Regions from separate parts of the Homo sapiens genome. Here region 2 is linked to region 1. A link is a contact called in ENCODE POLR2A ChIA-PET data. All regions are on one chromosome and are shown on one strand. Each heading gives the region's core, a stretch centred on a gene start or an enhancer-like site at or near the end of the contact. The rest is flanking DNA. Distances are from core to core; before and after follow the strand shown.

Region 1 (5,969 bases), core at 1,658-4,157:
CCTTATGAGAATCTAAGTAATACCTGATGATCTGAGGTGGAAAAGTTTCATTCCAAAACCATCCCTGCCTCCCATCCGTGGAAAAATTGTCTTTCAGGAAACCAGTCCCTGGTGCCAAAAAGGTTGAGGACCAATGACTTAAAAAACAGAAATTTATTTTCTCACATTTCTGGAGACTGGAACTAATCAAGGGCTGGTTTCCTCTGCGGCCTCTCTAGCTTGCTTTAGATGGTCATCCTTGTGGGCGTGCATGCAAGGTATCTCTTTTTATGACCATATTTCCTGTTCTTACAAAGAAACCAGCCAGGTTGAATTAGGGTCCACCTTGATGGTCTCATTTTAACTTAATCACCTCATTTAAGGCCCTATTTCCAAATATAGTCACAACCCGAGGTACAGGAAGTTAGGGCTTCAATATACAAATTTTAGGGGAATGCAGTTCATCCCACAACAGTCACATAAATATAAAGACACATGTCTTTCTTATTCTCCCTCCTTCTCACTCCAACCACAGAAGACGGAAGGCAGGAGAAGTGAAAAGGTGAGCCATGCCCTTCTTTACCTCAAGCCCCTTCCTGAAGCTTACCCTGGCCTGGTGGTTTGAGAAAGAGAATGAACATCATATTGGATATAAGATTTAGTTTTTAAACTACTCGAGATAGGAAAGCGCATTTTAATAATAAAAAGTAACCAGAAAGCTATGAGATCTGCCCAAGATATTCTTAAGGGCAGGAAAGGGAGATTTCATGGAATACGGTTGAAATAAATGATTGGAGAAAAAAACTAAAACAGTTCATATTTCTGTGCTATTGAGTGTAGACTGTTGAATAGACTGAGCATAATATATGTTCATATGTAAAGAAGCCTGTGATATGTAATTTACTTATTAAAACAAATTGAGACTAATGATGCACATCATGATAATACTTGGATAAAAGATTGTGATAGGTGCCTATTGTTATTGGCTGCCAAGCACTGCTTCCCCTACTTTGTCTAGTAACCTTCTCCAGCAATAGATTAGACATGTGACTCCAGCTCAGCTTCTCATAATACCTCACACCCTTGACTGGAGTGGTTAATCAACAGGCTAAACCAATCAGAAACATTCCCTGGGATTTTTCAAGCTGGGAGACCAACACCCCTTTTTACTTCAGTCATAAAGTTGTAAGAGACTCAGAGCCAGGAAGTGCTGGCCACATCCTTGACTCATGGAAAACCCAGTGTGGGAGAATGAAGCCAACACACCTTGAGACATAGAGATGAGAGACAAAAAGAATGATTCCTGGGGATGTTCTAGTCCTGGCTTCAATCATCTCCAAGGTAGGTAACTCTACTCGTATGCTTCCAGAATTTTGATTATCCAAGCCAAGTAAATCTTTATGCTTAAGCCAGTTTGCTTTGGTTTCTATCCCTTGAAACCAAAGAATCTTGAAACAAAAATATGTATTTATGTGGCATAATTGTGTTTCATGGAAAATATCTGGAAAGATACATACTAAATTGTTAACAATGGTTAATTCTCATAAAAATTCTGCTTTCCCCCACTGTTTCAATTTCTTTATATTAATTATTCGTTACATTTATAATAAAACATGTTTAGGAAAATGAGAACACAAACTAGTATAGCACTGATGATAGCCAAGAAAAATGTATTCATATACAGTGAATAAGAGGATAAAATTAATTTAGAATAAGAGACATTTCGTTTAACATTTTTAAATGGTAAGCCACAGCCCTACAAAGATAAAGGGGATGTTTCAATAAGTCATATACAGAAAGAGCACTAAATATATATGGGACAACCAAACAATACTGATGCAAGAATGTAAATGTCCTCCCCACCCAATACCATGGAAACCTCAGGATCTGCCTGTGGGGTCACCTCTGAGATCTCTTACGTGCATAGACTCCACCTGACTCATCTGCTTCCCATTCAACACTGATATATTACTTGATCATTGTTGGTCCTTGTCTTAGTTACCTATGGCTGCATTACAAATGACCCCAAAACTTAGCAGCTTAAAAGAATAAGCATTTATTATCTCAGAGTTTCTGTGGGTCAGGAGCAGGGGCATGGCTTTACTGAGTGCCTCTAACTCGGGATCTGTCAAAGGCTGTAATCAGTGCATCATCTAGGGCTGCAGTCATCTCAGGGCTCAACCGTGTAAAGGTCCTTTTCCAAAGTCACTCACTTGGCTGCAGGCAAGCCTCAGGTGCTTGCTAGCTATTTGCTTAGGACATTAGTTACTTCTGATCTGGGCTGTTCATAACATGACAGTTCGCTTTCCCAAGACTCCGAGACAGAGAGAGAGAGACAGACAGAGAGAGAGAGAGAGAAAGGAAAACAAGATGGAAGTCATAGTCAACCAGGCCTGATTTTGCCCTCAGGGGACCTTTGGCAATATCTAGAGGCATTCTTGGTTGTCACACTGTGGCGAGGAGAGGGAAGGTACTACTAGTATCCTGTTTGTAGAGATCAGGGATGCTGTTACACATCCTACAATGCACAAGACAGCTCCCTACAACAAAGAATGACCTGGCCGAATTATTAAAGTACAAAGTTGAGAAGCCCTGACTTTGAGTGTTGAATGTTTGTAGAGCACATTATGTACATTCTCCCAATCCTCATACAACTCTATAAGGTAAGTGTTATTATCTCTTACTTTTATTGCTGAGGAAACTGAGGCTTACAGGAGTCCAGTGATTTGCTCTAAGCAAGCAAGTAGCGAGGCTGTATTTGAACGAAGGTTTGGTCTCATTTCATTGCCAGCCTCTTTCAATGTGAAGCAGGAACAGAGAGAGGTAAGAAAAGGAACAAGCTCTGGGAGAGGGGAGGGGAGAAATGCCCTCTCTGCCAGGAAATGTTCCAGATGCCATTCTTGTCACCTCATTTGAAACTTGCAATGAGGCAAGAACATAAGCCTGAGCAGACTCTGTTCTCTGGGAGAAGACAGCTTGGCAAGGTCCTGGTTTGCATCATTGTTGAGCTGGAGCTGTGGATTCCTATGGTTCCTGGAAACCCACAGTGTCCACACTACTGCAACCTCTCCCTTCTTCTTGGGGTCCCAGCTGGGCCTGTATGAATCACTTGTGACTACTCAGAGGAGCCATGCTGAGCTCCCCTCCATTCTGCTTTCAATATGGTAGGCCTGGCCTCCTTGGTGCCCAGGGACACACAACCAATAAGAGCACATTGTGAAGCCAACTGATAAGTACATTTCACATTTCTTGTGATTTCACTCCAATTGTGTTCCCCACCCCACCTTCCCCTTTTAAGACTTTCAGACTTGTTCCCTTCTGACCCCCTTGGTCAGAATTTGAACATTTCATTTCCCAAATGTCATTTTGAGATAGATTTTCTATCACGATTATGCCCTCCCACAACCTTCCAGATGGGGATTCAGGATTCACCTCTTGAATTAAAGAGTTTGTTGTTTTTGGTTTTGGTTTTGGTTTTTGTTATGAGATGGATTCTTGCTCTGTCACCCAGGCTGGAGTACAGGGGTGCAATCTCGGCTCACTGTAGCCTCCGCCTTCTGGGTTCAAGCAATTCTCCTGCCTCAGCCTCCCAAATAGGTGGGATTACAGCTGCCCGCCACCATGCCTGGCTAATTTTTGTATTTTTAGTAGAAACAAGGTTTCACCACGTTGGCCAGGCTGGTCTCAAACTCCTAATCTCAAGTGATCCGCCCGCCTCAGCCTCCCAAAGTGCTGGGATTACAGGCATGAGCTACCATGCCCAGCTTTGATTTAAAGGGTTTGAATAATCTACTCCTTCTAGAAGGGGAATATGCAAGTCCATTTTGAGGAGGCTCTAAAAAAAAAAAAAAAAAAAAAAAAAAAACCAGCAAGAAGCTGTGAGTGACACAAACTTTTAGAGGATTTGTATTAAAAACTTCCAGGTTTGCAGACACTATGAAATCTCTTAGTTCTTATTTAAAGTTTTACATAAAAGAAAAATTTGGCAAGGGGGAAATTGTTTTCTCCACCCTGGAGCTGTAAAAATGAATGAACATCTCATTAGCTGAGAATTTGTAGGTCTATGCCTGCTGGGATTTCAAAGGGCATATATTCTTTGGCCAAATATGACTTTGGCATATAGCCAGTCTCATAGGAGCATTAGTTGTTGCAGCTTGAGTCTGTGTTTGAGTGACTAATGTCATCTTACCTTGTTCTTGCCATGACCTAAACTTTGGAGCAGTTCTTCAGCTGGATTTGTGGTGGACCTTGCACAAAATTATACAACCTTCCTCAGTCCTTCCACTGTCAGCTGGTGTCCTGCAGGCTTCATCTAGAAACAGACAAAAGCTAGTCTGAAAATGGCAGTTACCAAGTAACAAAAATGAGTGGGGCCTTTTAAATTCAACAGGAAAACATAGTCAGCAAAACCACACAAAAAGAACAAATCAGATGACATCTAGTAGCCTGTTCCTTCTGCCAGGTTATTTACGGTTTCTGACTGGTTGGCATGGATTAGCTCTCTGATTCGGGTAACAAGTTAGTTATTGAATTACCAGGATTTTGTTTTGACAGAAATTTTCCTTCAGAGTTACCTTTTTTGCCCCCTGAATCCTTTTGGTTTTTTGATATCATATATAGAAATTCATTACATAAGGATTTTCAAATATTTTTGGAAATGGTCACAGTAAGAAATTGATTTTATACTGTGACAACACACACACACACACACACACACACACACACACACACACACTTGCTAAACTAAAACAAAAGTTCTATAGAAAGTATATTCACTCTTACTATGTATGATTCACTTTAATATTTTCCATTTATTTCCTTCCAGACTAGTCTAGACTAGTCTGTTACAAATGTTTTTGGCTGCCTATTAAATTAATTTCGCAACCCATGAAAGGAACATGTCCTGCAGTTTGAAAAATATTATATTACTTGAACCATGGTTTTTAAATGACAATTTATAGCATTCTGATGAAATTCAAAGTATAACTAGAAAGTGAATTTAATCAGTTTCCAGGATTGTTCCTGTGGTATCTGTAATTCTGCTTATCCAACTCCTCAGTGAAATTGTAATGCACCTATAGTGTCACTCTTTTCTCTTTCGATTCTGATGGTTAGATGTGAAAACTATGTATTTACATCAGTTTCCTTTCTACATTGTCAAACAGACAGGTTCTTTGGAGCTTCTTCCAGTGTTTTACCCAGGAGGTTGGGAACATTGGAGAACATCGTGCCACTTGGCTGTGGTTGGGGTGTATGCAGAGATAAAGGAGTCCATACCGGAAACAGCGTGCCAAGGAAGTGCCAAGGCTTAATCAGAGCTATCAACCTGGAATCAGCACCAGGAAAGACAGGGTAGCCAGCTGTAAGCCAAGAAAGATGGAGACTGAGTGTCATGGGCAAAAGGAAAAGGCAGTGGAGCATAAGGCAGTTCTGAACCAAAGAATAAAATGCTATGAGGGCTCTTGATACTGTTCTATGGCTCTGGTTAGGAGCATGCTTCAAATGCTTGAAGAGGAAACACCAAAGCTGTTTCCCAGAGCATCACACTAGAATAAACTTTCACACTTACCCATAATAATTAATCCCATGAGCTATTTTCCCTTAAGAATCTGATATTAAGTCAAAGTTTTATAGTTCTCCTCCCCATTTGCCACTATATACGGTATTATATAGTGGCAAATGCCACACATTACATTATTTCATCTATAAATATGTCAGTATGTACATAAAAATGACTTTTTAAAAACAAAACCCCAAATCCGTCATCACACCTAAACATTTTTAACAATGATTTCTGAATACTATTCAATGTTCACCTAGTAGTATTCACATGTCCCTATACATTTTTTCTTTGCTTTTACATTTTATTTATTCTAATAAGGCTTTAAATTATTAGGGCCATACATTTTAATACATTTTAATTGGTTGATTGTCTCATTTGTCTTTTTTCATTTGTAACTTTTTTTTTTTTTTGAGTGGTTAAAAGGTAA
Region 2 (5,488 bases), core at 2,401-4,900, 340 kb after region 1:
TTCCTCCCATCGTACTTAGAGGGTTTGACATGTGTTCATCGAGTCTGCAGAAGGCAGTGAACACAGTGGACTAATCTGATGCATATTGGAAAAGCAGTGTATTAGTCTGTTTTCACACTGCTAATAAAGATATACTTGAGACTGGGTAATTTATAAAGAAAAAGTTCAATGGACTCACAGTTCTACGTGGCTGGGGAGGCCTCACAATCATGGCAGAAGGAGAAAGGCAAGTCTTACATGGCGGCAGGCAACGAGAATGAGAACCAAGCAAAAGGCGAAACCCCTTATAAAATCATTTGGCTGGGTGGGGACATAGCCAAACCATCTCAAGCAGAAAGGCAGCAGCCAGTAGCCAGAGCAACTGAATGGAAGAGTGGCTGAGTGCAGACACACCAGTATTCCCAGTGTTTTTTGGACAAAAGATACATGAATATTCTCTGTGAACCAGAAGACTGCTCAGGAGAGAGAACTGGCCTGGAGGGGGCTTCAAACCTAAGCTGGGAAAGGACCCAGGATTATGGGGAGCTGAGGGAAAAAACATAAACAGTCACAGAGAACATGCATCTGAGGCATGACACAGGCAGTACAGTCTAATGTTCCCAGTGTAGGCCTCCAGAGAACCCACAAGTACAGCCCCAAAAAGATCGGCTTTGAAATTCCCCCAAGCCCAGAGTCAGCTTGAATCATCCGCCACAGCCAGCAGAATCCATCGCCATATGACATTGGTGCCAGTCAAACTTGACCTTTCCTGTCCCTGACATGTCCTCCGTATTCCCTCTCCTAGTGAGTAGCTGGAGCTATGGAGAAAGTAGCAGGAGTTGAGGGTGGAGGACCAAGGTGAGGAAGTCTAGAGGAAGCTAGCCCTGCCCTACTCCAGGCCCAGCAAGAAGAATCTTAAGTGAAATCTAAAGTGTTGATTAACACCTATGAATGGATTTTTTTTTACTGAAATGAGATTATCTTTGTGACAATAAGTAACTGGAAAACTTTTTATTATCTACAGGTGACTAGAAGCATCAGGGGACCTGCCCTAGACACACCCAGAGGGCAGAGGGGAACTAGTTCCAAGGAGCAGGTTCAAGCACATGGTGGGGAAAAGAATGAAGCTGTTTTCTCCTTGTGCCCTCCAAGGTTCTCCTCTTACAATATACTACTTACCTCGTTTCTCCTGGAATTCTCAATATCCTGCTAGCCCAGCAGGTTGAAAGATGTCATCAGCACGGTGACTGGCTGAGATCAAATCCCATTTTTGCACTTAATGGTTTGTAGGAAAGTAGACAGAATGCTATCCTCCACGTACCTTGATTCACTTATCTGTACGATGTGGATAATCGTAGGATCTACCTCATGGAGCTATTGTGAAGATTTAACAGCCACAAAGATCTTAGATCAGGGTCTAGCTCATGGTAAGTGCTCAATCAATGATAGCAATTATCATCATCCTCTTCATTGAAGACCCTGATGTTCATCAAAAATTTAATGCTCATTAACCTCTAAAGAAAAAGGAAAAGAGAAAGAGATGAGTAAGCATTTGGAATCTTGCTCCACCCAGAACAGAGCTGATGCCACTAGATGTGAGTCCCTCACAGGGCAACAACATCCTCTTTTCTAGAATTCTATCTCCCAGACCCAGTTCCACACCTGCTCATAGTCATTGCCAAGAAAGGATTCTTGAGCAAATGAATAAAGAAGTGAATGGATGAATGCCTATACTGCCTACACCCTGACCACCTTGATCTTGTTGCTCTGGGGCCAGATGAGTAGTTAGAATCTCTCATATTTCCTTACCCTCAAGGGAGGTGCCTCCTGATTCTACTGTGGCTCTTCAGAAACTCTTCCCAGCATGAGGCCCTCACTCCAGACTCTTGACAGCTGAAAGAGAATTGTCCTAAGCAGTGAATCTCAAACTTTAGCATGTATCCGAATCACCTGGAGTGCTTTTTAAAACATAGACTTGGAGTACTTTTTTTTGAGATGGAGTTTTGCTGTTGTTGCCCAGGCTGGAGTACAGTGGTGCCATCTCGGCTCACCAAAACCTCCGCCTCCTGGGTTCAAGCAATTCTCCTACCTCAACCACCCTAGTAGCTGGGATTACAGGCATCCACCACCTCATCCAGCTAATTTTTGTATTTTTAGTAGAGACAGGGTTTCACCATGTTGGCCAGTTGGTCTTGAACTCCTGACCTTAGGTGATCCACCCACCTCGGCCTCCGAAAGTGTGGGGATTACAGGCGTGAGCCACTGCACCCAGCCCTGGAGTGCTTTTTAAAACATAGATTTCTGGGCCCACTCTGGAGTCTCTGGTTTAGTAGGTTTGGACCAAGAATTTGCATTTCTAACAATTTACTGGTCCTGGGAACACACCCTAAGAAACACTGTCCTGTTATTTTTTGACTGTTTAACAAAATCCATGAGGCTGTGGAGAGAAAGGGGGACATTGATACACTCTTGGTAGGAATGTAAATTAGTCCAGCCACTGTGGAGAGCAATTTAGAGATTTCTCAAAGAACTAAGAGTTGAACTACCATTTGACCCAGCAACACCGTTCCTGGATGTATACCGAAAGGAAAATATATTGTTCTACCAAAAGGACACATGCATTCATATGTTCATCACAGCACTATTTACAATAGCAAAAATTTGGAATCAACCCAGGTATCCATCAAGAGTGACTGGATAACAAAAACGTGATACATGTACACCATGTACTACAGCCATACAAAAACAATGAAATCACGTCCTTTGCAGCAACATGGATGCAGCTAGAGGCCACTAACCTAAGTGAACTGAGGCAGAAATGGAAAAGCAAATACTGCATGTTTCACTTATAGGTGACAGCTAAACATTGGGTACTAATAAAGTGGTAACAGTGGACACTGGAGACTACTAGTGAAGAGAGGGGAGAGAGGGAGGGGAGCAAGGGCTGAAAAACTACCTGAAAAAAAACCATAGTGGTACTATGTCCACTACCTGCGTGATGGGTTCAGTCATATCCCAAACCTCAGCATCATGCAATATACCTTTGTAGGCCAGGCACGGTGGCTCATGCCTGTAATCCCAGCACTTTGGGAGGCCAAGGCGGGTGGATCACCTGAGGTCAGGAGTTCGAGACCAGCCTGGCCAACATTGTGAAACCCCCAAGACACAAAAATTAGCTGGGCGTAGTGGCATGCACCTGTAATCCCAGGTACTTGGGAGGCTGAGGCAGGAGAATCGCTTGAACCTGGGAGGTGGAGGTTGTAGTGAGCTGAGATCGTGCCACTGCACTCTAGCCTGGGCAACAGAGCAACACTCTGTCTCAAAAAAAATAAAAAATTTTATATATATATATATATATACACACATATATATATGTGTACATATATATGTATACATATATATGTATACACCTTGTTACAAAGGTATATATATATACACCTTTGTAACAAACCTGCACATGTACCCCCTAACTCTCAAATAAAAGTTAAAAACAAAGCACTGTTCTAAAGCATGGCTTTGATTGCATCATCCACTGCTTAAAAATCTCAGAGAGTTCCTTTTAAAAGTCCATGAACTAAAGCTACTAAATAAAGTCCTCACTCCTTAGTCTCAGGCCCTTCCAACACAGCCCAGTCCAACTTTCTAGCCTCATTTCCTGCCACTCCCCTCCATTCTCTCTAACCACACTGGGCTGCTTTCCCTTTTAGGGACTCTCCAGTGGCCCTGCCTCTGCACTGTTCCCCAGGCCTGCAGTGCTCTTTTCTCCTTCCCTCCTGATCAAGTCCTAGTCATCCTTGAAGATCTGATCCAAATGTCATCCTCTGTGTCACTTTCTCCAAGTCCCTCCAGGCATGCTGTGTGGCCAGAACATACCGTACACAGCCTTGCTATCACCCTTGTGCGTTGGCATTGTCTGTTACATGTCTATTATGTTACTAGATTGTCTTTGCCCCTCCAGCCATGACCATGCTATTTATTTTCATTTGATGCTCCAAGCCCAGCACAAGGCTTGCCAAAAGGGGCAATTTAGCACACATATGATAAATAAGTGAATTCCAGACTGTGGTTGCCCCAGTTGATATCTGTTGCCTGCTCCACACATGTTTACTGTATTAATCAACTATTGCTATAATAATGGTGCACAGCAAAACACACACACATACACATCCAATCTCCAACAATGAACATTTATTTTTCTCACTCAGCTAGGGCAGCTCTGCTTCAGGCAGCAATTTGGCTGAGCCTTGGTTCCAAATTGCAAGTTGGGTTCAGGTTTGCTCTACACACATTTCCTCATTCTGGAGCCGGGAGCTACATGTGTGCACACTGCACACATTAGATCTGCTAACATTCCACTAGCCAAAGCAAGTCACACGGCCAAGATCAATATCAGTGGAGCAGGGAATATACCCTGTCCTCCACAGTGTCAACAAAGCCGTGGCAAGGCATATAGAGGTATAATATTATAACAGGGAGCCAATCAAGTATTGGGAAGGAATCATTGGAAATAATAATCTAACCTACAAAATGTACCTTTTCCCATTTTGGGGTCGTCACTCATCTTTGTTCATTCTGCTCAGATGACATCATAGAACCTGCTGACTCCCCAGGGCACAACCTGAAGCCAGTAAACTCATTCTTGTCTTACTCCATCCTTGAAGTTTCATCTACCATATGCCTAAAGCTGGAAACCCAGAAGGAATAGACCTAGCCATTGTATTTTTTATTTATTTTATTTTTATTTCTGCTCCCACTCTATTGGGATCAGCCATTGTATTTTTAAAAACATCATTTGCAAAGTCACTATATTCATTAGTGGAAACTCTCATTGTTAGAGAAATACCACTCCACTCTGTTATGGTGAAAACACAATTTCTGTTCTTTCACAAAATGCTACAGGCTGTGAAATTTCTCTTTACCCACCCAATCTCTCTATTCATAACCACACCTTCCTTGCACTAGAGGCCTATTCACTATGATTTTAGCTTTGCCTAATCTAAATGCTGACAAGCCACTCTCCCTAAACCAGTAAGTAGAGGGGGACCAGTAGGGATCTCAGATGATTTCCATGGAGGTGGGAGAGAAAGCAGCAAGCCCCTCCCCACCCCCTACATACATGTTCTATTGCTAAGGATTACATCACACTATAGGTCTTTTCCAGGACAGGGCAATGCCCTCTAAAAGTTTGCTGTGACTTGTCTCTGTGAGTTGTTTAGAGACAGGTAGCAGCACGTAGCACACCTCCAGCTTGTAAACCTCTCCTCTCCCCCTACTCAGCCTTCCCATCTGCTTTTAGAAACCAGCCAAGACATCATCCAGTATCCACACAGATTTCCAGAGAACAGACGGCAGATTCTATGTCAAAGCAGACAACACACGTGACATAGTCAAAAGATCCTAGCACATAGTCAAAAGATCCTAGCAGTTAGGAGATGGGGGTTCTGGCCCTGCCACTAACTGTGGTGACCTGAGGTAGGCCCCTTCACCTTTCCGCACCTCTGTTCCCTTT

What was found. ChIA-PET counts read pairs that join two places held with the same protein, here RNA polymerase II (POLR2A).
Region 2: POLR2A ChIA-PET joins it to region 1 with 10 read pairs in activated T-cell. The contact joins two enhancer-like sites. POLR2A ChIA-PET finds 5 or more read pairs at or near these places in 3 of 52 experiments (K562, WTC11 and activated T-cell).

Annotation. Positions count from the first base shown.
Region 1 is chr10:91,346,589-91,352,557 of GRCh38, forward strand. HECTD2-AS1 (HECTD2 antisense RNA 1) reads right to left here. Exons shown (of 5, transcript NR_024467.1): 4 at 4,169-4,291. Among named protein-coding and RNA genes, the nearest start is that of HECTD2, 61 kb to the right of the region's middle. Within about 2 kb of position 2,908, at least 7 of the 41 ENCODE cell types and tissues checked have a DNase peak (open chromatin) inside an H3K27ac peak, as active enhancers do.
Region 2 is chr10:91,686,286-91,691,773 of GRCh38, forward strand. It overlaps LOC107984253 (a long non-coding RNA gene), which reads right to left. Exons shown (of 4, transcript XR_001747550.1): 2 at 1,789-1,872; 3 at 1,301-1,493. Among named protein-coding and RNA genes, the nearest start is that of PPP1R3C, 56 kb to the left of the region's middle. Within about 2 kb of position 3,651, at least 7 of the 41 ENCODE cell types and tissues checked have a DNase peak (open chromatin) inside an H3K27ac peak, as active enhancers do.